Regions from separate parts of the Homo sapiens genome. Here region 2 is linked to region 1. Evidence: read pairs that join two places in POLR2A ChIA-PET (ENCODE). Cell type or tissue: GM12878. All regions are shown on one strand. Links, peaks and the distances in the headings refer to the core of each region. The heading gives the core; the rest is flanking DNA. Region 1 has its middle 61 kb from the start of NEK6. Region 2 holds the start of LOC105376267 (a long non-coding RNA gene).

Region 1 (5,365 bases), core at 286-5,285:
GTAACTTTGTAATATAATTTAAATCAGGCCAGGTACAGTGGCCCACACCTGTAATCCCAGCACTTTGGAAGGCCGAGGTGGGTGGATCACCTGAGGTCAGGAGTTAGAGACCAGCCTGGCCAACATGGTGAAACCTTGTCTACTAAAAATACAAAAAATTAGCTGGTCGTGGTGGTGCGCACCCGTAGTCCCAGCTACTCAGGAGGCTGAAGCAGGAGAATCTCTTGAACCTGGGAGGCAGAGGTTGCAGTGAGCCAAGATTGTGCTACTGCACTCCAGCCTGGGCAACAAACAAGAGCAAAACTCCATCTCAAAAAAAAAAAAAAAAATCAGGAAGTACGATGTCTCTTTATGTTTCTTTCTCAGTATTTCTTTGTCTATTCAGGGTTTTTTTGTGGTTCCACCTGAATTTTAAAATTGTTTCTTCTATTTCTGTGAAAATGCCATTGGAATTATGATAGACATTGCATTAAACCTGTACATTGCTTTGGGTATGGACATTTTGGATAACCTAGAGGAAACGGATAAATTCCTAGAAAAATGTAACCTACCAAGATTGAATTGGAGGAAATAGAATGCTTGAACACACTAATAACAAAGGGATTGAACAAGTGTATTAAGCCATTTTCACATTGCTGTGAAGAAATATCTGAGACTGGGTAATTTGTAAGAAAAGAGGTTCCGTTGGCTCATGGTTCTGCAGGCCATACAGGAAGCATAATATTGGCATCTGCTTCTGGGGAGGCCTCAGGAAACTTACAATTATGCGGAAGGTGAAGGGGGAGCCAGGCCTCTCACATGGTGGGAGCGGGAGCAAGAGAGAGAGGGGGAGGTGCCACAGAGTTTAAAATGATAAGATCTCAGGAGAGCTCACTCACTATGGTGAGGGCAGCACCAAGGGGATGGTACTAAGCCATTCATGAGAAATCCGCCCTCATGATCCCATCACCTCCCACCGGGCCACACCTCCAACACTGGGGATTACATTTCAATATGAGATTTGGGTGGGGACAACATCCAAACTGTATCAAAAAAGTAATTTAAAATCTTCCAACCAAGAAAAGCCTAGGACCAGATGGCTTCATAGCTGAATTCGGCCAGCCATTCGAAGAATTATTATCAGTTCTTCTTAAACTCTACCAAAAAAATAGAGCTAGAGGAAATATTTCCAAACACTTGTTATGAGGCCAGAATCACCTTAATACCTAAGCCAGACAAAGATACCACACAAAAAAATGAAGCTACAGGCCAATCTCTATAATGAACATCGATGTAAAAATCCTAATAAAATATAAGCAAGCCAAAATCAAGAACACACAAAAAAGACTACATGTCATAACCAAGTAGGGTCTATTTCTGACAGGCAAGACTGGTTTAATGTGCACAAATCAATCAATGTGGTACGTTACATTAACAGAATGAAAGATAAAAACCACACAATCATCTCAGTTGAAACAGAAAAAGCACTTGACCAAGTTCAGCATCCTTTCTGGATAAAAACTCTTAACAGTTTTGGCATAGAAAGAAAGTTTCTTGACATAATAGAGGCCATTTATGAAAAAACCACAGCTAACACCATAATTAATGGGGAACAATCAAAAACTTTCCTACTGAAATCTAGAACAAGGCAAGGATGCCCACTCTCTCCACTTCTATTCAACATGGTACTGGAAGTATGAGCAAGAGCAATCAGACAAGAAAAAGAAATAAAAGTCATCTAAATCAGAAAGGAAGAAGTAAAATGATCTCTATTTGCAGATGACATGATTCTATATACAGAAAATCCCAAAGATTCCACACAAAAAAACCCTGTTATATCTAATAAATAAATTCAGCGAAGTCATAGGATGCAAAATCAACACACAAAAGTCAATAGCAGATCTACACAAAAACAACAGCCTAGGTGAAAAACAAATCAAGAAAGCAATCTTATCTACAAAGGCATTAAAAAAATACTGAGGAATAAATTTAACCAAGGAGGTGTAATATTTGTATACTGAAAACTAGAAAACATTGATAAAGAAATTGAAGATCTAAATTAGTGGAAAGCTATTTCATGCTCATGGATGAGAAGAATTAATATTATTAATATCTGTACTCCCAAAACAATGTACAGATTGAATGCAATGAGGTCAGGGGGTTTAATTGCAAGTAAAAAAAATAAAAGAAAGAAAGCTTCTTCAAAACAGCCCAAGAAGAGAAGGGAATTTATTAAAACAGGAGGGTCCCAGAGATCCAAGGCTGGACATGGAGCAGCTTCAGGAAGGCAGGAGTAGGGACCCAGAAAGTTGTCAGGAGATCTGGAGGTAGTGTCTTAGGCTCCTTGTGACTATCTCTCTCTTTATCTCAGTCTTCCTTCTTATTTTCCTTCCTTTCTCTCTCCCTCTCCCGCTCCCCGCCTTGTCTCAGTATCTCTCCTGCATGACTGCCTCTTTCTATCTTGTCTCTGCCTGTCTCTGTCTCTCCCTCCCATAACTGCATTTCAACCTTTCCATGATTGAGTCTTCTCTCTGCCATTCTATGAGCAAGTGGCCAAACACAGCCAGTCCAGCCCAGCTTTATGCCTCCTTTCAAATAACCAGCCAGGAAGGCAACCCAGTATCCCTGATTCTCAAAGCCAAAGTCACAGGAGAAAGAAGCTGATTGGCTCAGCTCAAATCAGCCTGCACCTCTGGTCTAATCAGCTGTCGCTAGGGGAGCAGAGAGGTACAAATATGGCCCCTGAGGTTCCACCTAGGGGAGAGGAGGATACAAGAGAAGGGAGCTGGAGGGCTGGCCAGGAGCACAGATGCCCACCACACCTGCCTGCCCAGTTGGACCCTCTCAGAGACGGGTTTTGACCTGAATTGAGCTTTGGTCCTCTTGGCCCCTTGGCCACGGTCACGTAGACTGCTAGCTGAGCTCCATTCCCTTCATATCTGCACATGGTACTTCCCGTCTCTGAGTCTCTGCTTCCTCATTTGTGAAATGATAGTAACAGCCCCTCCCAGTGGGGTGGTTGCAAGACGACATGAAGTTGTGTGGGCAGAGGACCCAAGGCCTTGCTGGCCACAGTGACTATGACACATCTGAATTCCCTAAAGTCCTACAGTTCCCGTGGTCCTCGCCTACCTGCCCCACTCCTCCCTTCTTCCCCTACCTCCACCATCTTCCCCCACTGCCAGTACGGCCCCAGGATGCTTGTGGTTACAACCAGTGAGATCTACTGCCCTCTACCACCACCCACATATCGCTAATTTGAGAAACGCACACCAGGGTGTCTGGGTTTAGCTGTTGAAACCACACATTCTGACCATCTTCTCAGTCCACTGAGCCTCCGTGGTCAGCCTGGCTGAGCTCTTTGTGGACCAGACATTGTTCTGCGGTCCCCACTCTAAAATCAGGTGGGGGCAGCATTAAGGAAGCCTTGGTGCCTATAGGATATCAGACACCCCAGATGCCTCAGGGATCTCCTTGAATGCTGCGCTACACACTATGGACAGATGCAACTGTTGATGTCATTTCTTTTTTTTTTTTTTTTTTAATTTGAGACGGTGTCTCGCTGTGTCGCCCAGGCTGGAGTGCAGTGGCGTGATCTCGGCTCACTACAACCTCCACCTCCCAGGTTCAAGTGATTCTCCTGCCTCAGTCTCTCAAGTAGCTGGGACTACAGGCATGCACCACCACACCTGGCTAATTTTTGTGTTTTTGGTAGACGGGGTTTCACCATGTTGGCAAGGCTGGTCTCAAACTCCCGACCTCAAGTCACCTGCCCACCTCAGCCTCCCAAATTGCTGGGATTACAGGAATGAGACACCACACCTGGCCCGTTTCTTCTTATTTTTGTTATTTTCTTATTTATTAAGCCAGCGTTCCCCGCTGCCTACTCTCTTCTTACTGGAGGCTGACCACTGGGGACTTCTGTATCTATGGAAGATGTGGGTGTTGAACTTGGGAACCTCAGGCCATGACATAAGGCTGAACAGGCCTCACCATGTCCTTTGGGTGCAAGAAGATCACGTGGAGAGGCACATCCAGCACCCAGCCCCAAGGCCCACCTCCTTGTCCCAGAACCCTAGTCTACCACAAATCTCCCACCTTCTGCCCCAACAAGAGAGTTCGGGTTGTTCCCAAATGGAGTCTTCCATGGACCTATGAATCTGACCAGGGCACCTCAGCTGGGCTGGCCTCTGAGCATGTTTTTTGCTTTTTGTTTTCTTTTTGAGACAGAGTCTTGCTCTGTTGCCCAGGCTGGAGTGCAGTGGCATGATCTCGGCTCACTGCAACCACTGCCTCCCAGGTTCAAGCGTTTCTCCCAGGTCAGCCTCCAAGTAACTGGGATTACACTTGCCCACCACCACACCCAGCTAATTTTTGTATTTTTAGTAGAGCTGGGGTTTCACCACGTTGGCCAGGCTGGTCTTGAACTCCTGGTGACCCACCTGCCTTGGCCTCCCAAAGTACTGGGATTACAGGCATGAGCCACCGCACCCAGGCCCTGGCCCCTGAGCCTTTGCTGCACCAGCCTCTGTTCCACACAGACCTTTCCTGTGCCTTGACCCAGCGCCAGACCCTTCCTGACAGCTCCAGCCCCTAAGACCTGGGCAGCTCCTGGGTCTGTGATGGAAAGCTTTATGCTCACTCAGGAGGTCTCTACCTGGAGGTGCTTAAGCCCCAATGCAGAAGTTGATGAAGCTGCTTTCTAAGTTCAAAAACCTAGAGCTAGCTTTTCCCTTGGGTGCAGCACACACCTCGGCAGGAGGATGGGGTTGGGGGTTCAAGTCCCAGCCACCACCTCAAGTCTGGAACTCTCCTTTTTGTTCAGGCCCTATTGCTTACTCCAGAATCCATATTTTCTCATGGTACATTTCCCCTAGGAGGCCCTGCAGCCACCCACGCCACCCCACGACCCAGCTTCCATCTCGGCTACAAATAGAAAAACTCTAACTCGACTGGTAGACACTCCTGTCTCACAGAGGGGAAAACTGAAGGCCAGCAGGGCTGTTCCTGGGTCAGTTATGTCCATGGCTGTATGATAGGTTGGGGTACTGGTCCATAAATATTCACAGGCCTCCACCTGCCCTGGGTGAGTATACATCCTGAATGGTGTGCTGGGCTTGGTCATGTGACTCTCATCAGCAATTGGAATGTGAGTCAAGTTCTTATTTTTTTTTTTTTTTTTTTTTTTGCTTTTTTGAGAAAGGGACTTTGTCTGTTGCCCTGGCTGGTGTGCAGTGGGACAATGATAGTTCACTGTAGCCTCAAACTCCTAGGCTCAAGTGATCCTCCTGCCTCAGCCTCCCAAGTAGCCGGGAATACAGGTGCCCACCACCATGCCCAGCAAATTTTTAAATTTTTTGTAGAGACGGGGGTCTCACTATGTTGC
Region 2 (5,365 bases), core at 111-5,110, 200 kb before region 1:
ACCAATCTCGGCTCATTGCAACCTCTGTCTCCTAGGTTCAAGCAATTCTCCTGCCTCAGCCTCCTGAGTAGCTGGGACTACAGGTGTGCGCCACCATGCCTGCCTAATTCTTTTGTATTTTTAATAAAGACAGCGTTTCACCATGTTAGCCAGGCTGGTCTTGAACTCCTGACCTCAGGTTATCTACCAGCCTCAGCCTCCCTAAGTGCTGGGATTACAGGCGTGAGCCACCGCACCCAGCTCTCCTTGTCTCTTAATGCTTGACTCTTCTCTACTGTGACCCTGCAGTGCATCTGCCTGTTTATATTCCCTGGATATCGGGCTGTCTGTCTGTCTTCCAGCTGCCTTCACCCCATCCTTGGTTTCCTGGGCTGTCCAGTAACGAGCCTGGGACCTCTTTCCCATCAGAGTGAGAGGACCCCTTTGTAGCAGGGCAGCCTCAGAGACCCCCATCCATGACTCGCTTCCATTCTCTGAGCCTCCTCCTGAATCACTTTACTCCTTGGGGTCCCTCTGCCCAGCCCAGGAGGCAGGAACCCTCAGAGCCACATGGGCAGGGTGGCTGTTTGCTGCCCTGAGGACCAGGTCCCGGCAGCCTCCCTTAATGAGCGTGCCTTCGGTGACACATTCATTATTCCTGCTCGGTCACTTCGAGTCAAAACTGATTAGTTACACTTACCACCGCAAAGATGTAATGATTTTATTGTTTATCTTCAATTTATTTTGATTAACATCTCCGTTCTTTTCATTGCAAGTGCAATTAGGTGCAATCTAACAGCGACTACTTTAATTTTGTTGAAATTAAGATGAATAAGTGACGGCTTATGGTGCTTTGTTTAACCAATAAATCATAGTTAAGAGGAGTGTATTAGTAATAAATGAAAAAAGACAACTTAATTAAAATGCGTGGAGCCAGCCTCTTGATGTACATCCAAAATCCAAATCTGAATTCCAAAAATCAGAGGGAGCTGAGGGTTAGGAAGACCCTTGCTGCCTCTCAAAATGGTGACCAGAGGAGACAGACGGTGTAGCCTAGTTTTGAGACTGCTGTGCAGAGAAGAGCAAGGAGTACATCTTGATCCTCATGAGGTGGTCGCATCTTGTCCACAAAAGCCACCTGGAACCCAGGTAGAAACAGACTTGGGAGGATACAGGAAGAGAGGCCTTATCCCCCCTGGGGACCCTGGGGACGGAGGGGGGGTAGGGGGGCACTGGCTGCCAAGCCCACACCCTGAATTCTTCCTGGGAACCCATTTCGGGCAGGGGACAGGGCCCCACACCCCTACATCTGGGGATCAGCCCATTTGCCCTATTGAGGAGCTCAGTGCCAAGCCAAAAACCCTAGGGCAAGTCTCGCAGTGTGATCGCCTCCCCGCTGGGCTGAGAGGGACTTCCCCATCTCTTGATTTGGAAACAAAGTGCAAAAAGTCAGCCCTGGAAAGTTTCCCGTGTGAAGTTTAAAAGCGCCTGTGCTGAAGAGGCCGACTTTGAAGCAGCTTGCCGGGGCCCCTTGGCAGGCTCCTGCGAGTCAGAGGGCCGGCCTCGCCTCAGATCCGCTGCGCCTGCCTCCGCAGGGCTGGGAAATGGGAATTGTTTTTAAGTTGAAAAATTACTCATGGAGCTCACTCCTTTGCCACTGCTCTTCTTTTGTTCTCAGTCGTCGCCTTCCTCTGCCTTCTCCTCCTCTTTTGCTTCCTCCTTTTAGTAAAGAGGAGCAGGCGGACCAGGGTTCAAATCCGGGCGCAGGCTCTTACTGGCTGTGTGACCTCAAGCCTGTGACGCAACCCCTCTGGACCCTAGCGCTTTAACAGAAAAGTGGGGCCAATGGTGCCCTCGAGGCGGGGCGCTGTGGAGGTTGGCCCAGGGAACTGCACAAAAGTGCCCAGCACCTGCCTGGCCCCAGGAGGAGGAGCCCCAGAAGCATCAGCTCCCTCCCACTACAGAGCCCTTTGCCTCCTCCTTACAGAGCTTCAGAGGCAGGTCTCCTCCCCCTTTCTTGTGGCTCTCTGAGCTCCTACTGAGCCTTCATCCTTCTATGTTTAAACTCCACTTTTCTTTTTCATCCTCCAAATACGTGTTTCTGAGTGTCTGCCTTGGTGCCAGGCACAGTGCCACACCCTGATGATGATGCGAGGTGAGAAAACACACGATGGACCTGCCCTCAAAGAGCTTCCAGCCCCATGCCTCAGGTCCCCCATGAGACTCCTTCATCATGGTCATTGCATCCCTGTGTGCTCAAAAGTGTCTTCCCAGAAAAAGGAGTGCTTTGTGAGGACAGGGGCCATGCCCAGCACAGGGCCTGGCACACAACAGGGGATCAGTGGCCAAGGACGATGCCTCCTGTGGGCCTGACTTTAAGGGCACAAACAGAAACCAAGCCTGAGTGTGTGCTGCCAGGGAGGCCCTCGGGTGGGGGCATGGCTGTCATAGTAGGCAATGACATCTTTGGGTGCACAGTGCTGGGACATAGCAAAGGAGAGGACAAGAGATGGCAGCCCCCAGGAATAACCAAAGGCAAAGAATGAGTCTGCATGCTGGCCTGGCTTCTTCCTTCCAGCTCAGAAAAGGGGAAATCGGGACTCATGTGGTTGAGGGTTCATGAGAGCAGTTTCTGTGCGCTGAGGCCGGGACTTCCCAGCACAGCCTACAAGACACTGCCTGCCCACGCCTGGCCCCGCCCACCTCTGCAGCCTCATCCCGCTCCCCACCCCACACCGGCCACTCCGGCTTTCGCGCTGGCCTTGCTCCCTCGTGCCAGGAACGCTCTCCCTCCACCACCTCTTTTAGCACCCCCTGCCCACTTCCTACCAACTGCAATCCTGGTGCCCCAATTGACTTCAGGTCTCAGCTTCGATGTCATCACACTTTGGGAAAGGCCTTCCTGAGCCCCAGACCAGGTCAGTTTCCCTGGATATCTGGTCTTATCGTACTCTATATGTTCCATGGCACTTGTATAACTGTCATGAAATTCTGTAATTGCTGTCCACAGTCTGTCTGCCTCCTAGAATGCAAGTTGCATGAAGGCAGAGACCATGCCTGCCTCGTGAATTGCTGTTTCCTCAGTGCTAAGCAAAAAGCTTGAATAAAAGCTGGACAGAATAAATAACCTGTGGGCTGGGCACTTTATGGATTCCACGAATGATCTCAATGGCAATCCTGAAAAAGAGGTGGTTATTGCTCCCATTTCACAGATGAAGAAACTGAAACTTGGAGCAGTGTGACTTACCTAAGCAAGTGGTCTTGAACTCACATCTCTCTGACTCTGAAGCCACACTCGGTCCGGGAAACATCCCTGAAGCTTAAAAGCCAATCATGGTGTGATGGGGAATGGGGAGGGAAGGAGGGAGGGTAGATTTTTCTCCTGCTTGGGTCTAAGGACAGCGAGAGAGCATTGCCCCTCTGCTTGGTGTCAACCAGGGAGGAACCAGCAGGTGACAGGGCCTATCAGATCCAGCTTAGGTTGTGCCCACTCAAAACCTGAGGACAGGGGGAGGGGAACCACAGTCACTTTTCAGGAGGGGCTTTAGGGACCCTGGAGGAAACCACCATTAACTTTTCCCGCGGAACTGGCCTCTGGTACTTGTCCTCGAGGCTGAGGAAAGGTGTTTTGTGGGGCACACATGGCACCCAGCGAGCGCTGGGTGGCCGCTGCATTTGAGGAGGCGTGAACTTCAACAGGGGACCACAGGCACGGGGCACCTCCTGCGTCCCCCATCGCCACCCCACCTAGAGCTGCTCATCAACTCCTTTTAGAGACAGGAAACTGCAGCCCTGGCGGGGAGTGACTTGTCCGAGGTCTCAGAGCAGGGAAATGGCTTCAGTTGCATTTTGGGGGCCGCTGTTCCAAGGAGAGACAGAGAAAGAGATAGCGAGTCCCCCTGAGCAAGGCGAGAAAGGGGGGAGAGTGAGGGGAGGTAGAAGGAAGCCGGAGAGGGAGGGAGGAAGTGGTGAGAGCAGCCGAGGAGAGAGGGGTAAGAGAAAAAGAGAGAGGCAGTGAGGAAGAGAGCCGGGGACAGCCAGAGAGGCCGGGAGAGGCGAGGAAGGAGGCAGAGAAACGCCGCGGAGACCGGGAGATGGAAAGAGACAGGGGGAGGCGGGCGGGGACGGCCGGGGGGACCGGCCGGTGACAGCCACGGAGCGGGGGGCGGGGGACGCCGAGCGCTAGCGGGCGCGGGACGGCGGCGGGCGGGGTGGGGAGGCCGGGGACGCGGGGGACGCGGGGGACGCCGCGCCGCCCCCTCCCGGCGCTCGCCGCCGCCCCCGCCCCCGCCCCCGGCCGCACGCGCCCGCAGCCTAATGACCGCAGCCAGCCCGCGCCGCGGCCCGCGCCCACTCCAGGCGGCCGGCAGCTGGCAACGCGGGGCGAGCGGGGAGCCGCGCGCCGCAGCCCGGGTGGCCGCTCCCGGCGCCCGGCTGGCCCTGATTGATTTGTCAGCCGAGGCAAGAAAAACGGCCCCTCTGATCCGCGCGCCCAGTCCTCGGCTCCCCGGGCGCCGGGCCTCCCTCCCGCGCGCCTAGCCCGGCTCCGGGCCGGCCCCGCAGGCTGGAGCACCCCGCCCGCCTCAGGAGGGAGCCCTCCGCCCTCCGGCCCGGGCCCCGGCGCCCCTCCCCGGCCCCGCGCGCCGCGCACCTCCTCCGGCTCGGCCCGGCCCGCCCGAGGGCCCTGGGGCTGCCAACGGCCCCCTCACCCCCGCTGGGCACCGTGCCCGCGCCCCCAGCCCTCACCCTGCCGCTCCCCCCTAGCCCGGCACCCCCGCCCCCCGCCCCCCGGCCCTGGCCCGGGGCCGCCCGCAGAGCCGGCCACACCCGCTGCGGAGGACTCACCAAGGTAAGGAAGCGCCTCGGCGCGCCCCGGGGGCCTGGAGGGCTGCGCGTGGTGCGGGGAGGGCCACGGCAGGCACCCGCGGACCCGGACCGGGAACCGCCGCTGCCACTGAGCCGGGAGCACGGGAGGGCCCCGTCGGGCCGGGAGGGCTTTGGGCGAGTTGGGCTTGTCAAAGGGAGGACCTGGTGGCAAGTGGCTGGCAGTTGCCGCTCTGTCTGGAGCGTGGGGGAGTCTCACGCTCAGGTACAGAGATCTTCTGTCCAGATCTTTTTCTCTTTTAAGGAATTCTCTTCCTCTGTCACTATCCTCTCCGAATCCCTAAAATTTTATAGACATTATTTTCCAGTGTCTCTTTTGAGGAATCACCTCTTTGCCACCCTTCTTCTCAAGCAGGAGTCTTTTCCCATTCCTCTTCCCCAATTAAGCACATCCCCTCCCTCCTCCAATTTAGAAGGATTTTCTTCCTCTTTCTCACTCCCCAGTTTAAAAGGAAATTCTCTCTCCCCACAATTTGGAACCACCTTCTGTGGCTCACTTTCC

The links. ChIA-PET counts read pairs that join two places held together with the same protein. Peaks named below come from ENCODE experiments on the same cell type or tissue, not always from the same donor. Only the 100,000 strongest peaks of a DNase experiment are listed, where the experiment ranks them.
Region 2: POLR2A ChIA-PET joins it to region 1 with 6 read pairs; 1 of 35 experiments calls an interaction of 5 or more read pairs at or near these places.

The regions. Positions count from the first base shown.
Region 1 is chr9:124,194,589-124,199,953 of GRCh38, forward strand. No RefSeq gene overlaps it. Among named protein-coding and RNA genes, the nearest start is that of NEK6, 61 kb to the right of the region's middle. In GM12878, for the core only: a CTCF peak has its summit at 3,030; DNase peaks (open chromatin) are centred at 2,983 and 3,103; H3K4me3 peaks cover 1,231 bases; H3K27ac peaks cover 3,257 bases.
Region 2 is chr9:123,995,422-124,000,786 of GRCh38, forward strand. It overlaps LOC105376267 (a long non-coding RNA gene), which reads right to left and starts at 3,966. Exons shown (of 3, transcript XR_930333.4): 1 at 3,727-3,966; 2 at 3,227-3,298; 3 at 687-1,698. RefSeq lists enhancers at 2,468-2,577, 2,657-3,411 and silencers at 4,455-4,614, 4,805-4,874. In GM12878, for the core only: no CTCF peak of the experiment used is centred there; DNase peaks (open chromatin) are centred at 1,420 and 2,590; H3K4me3 peaks cover 2,133 bases; H3K27ac peaks cover 2,132 bases.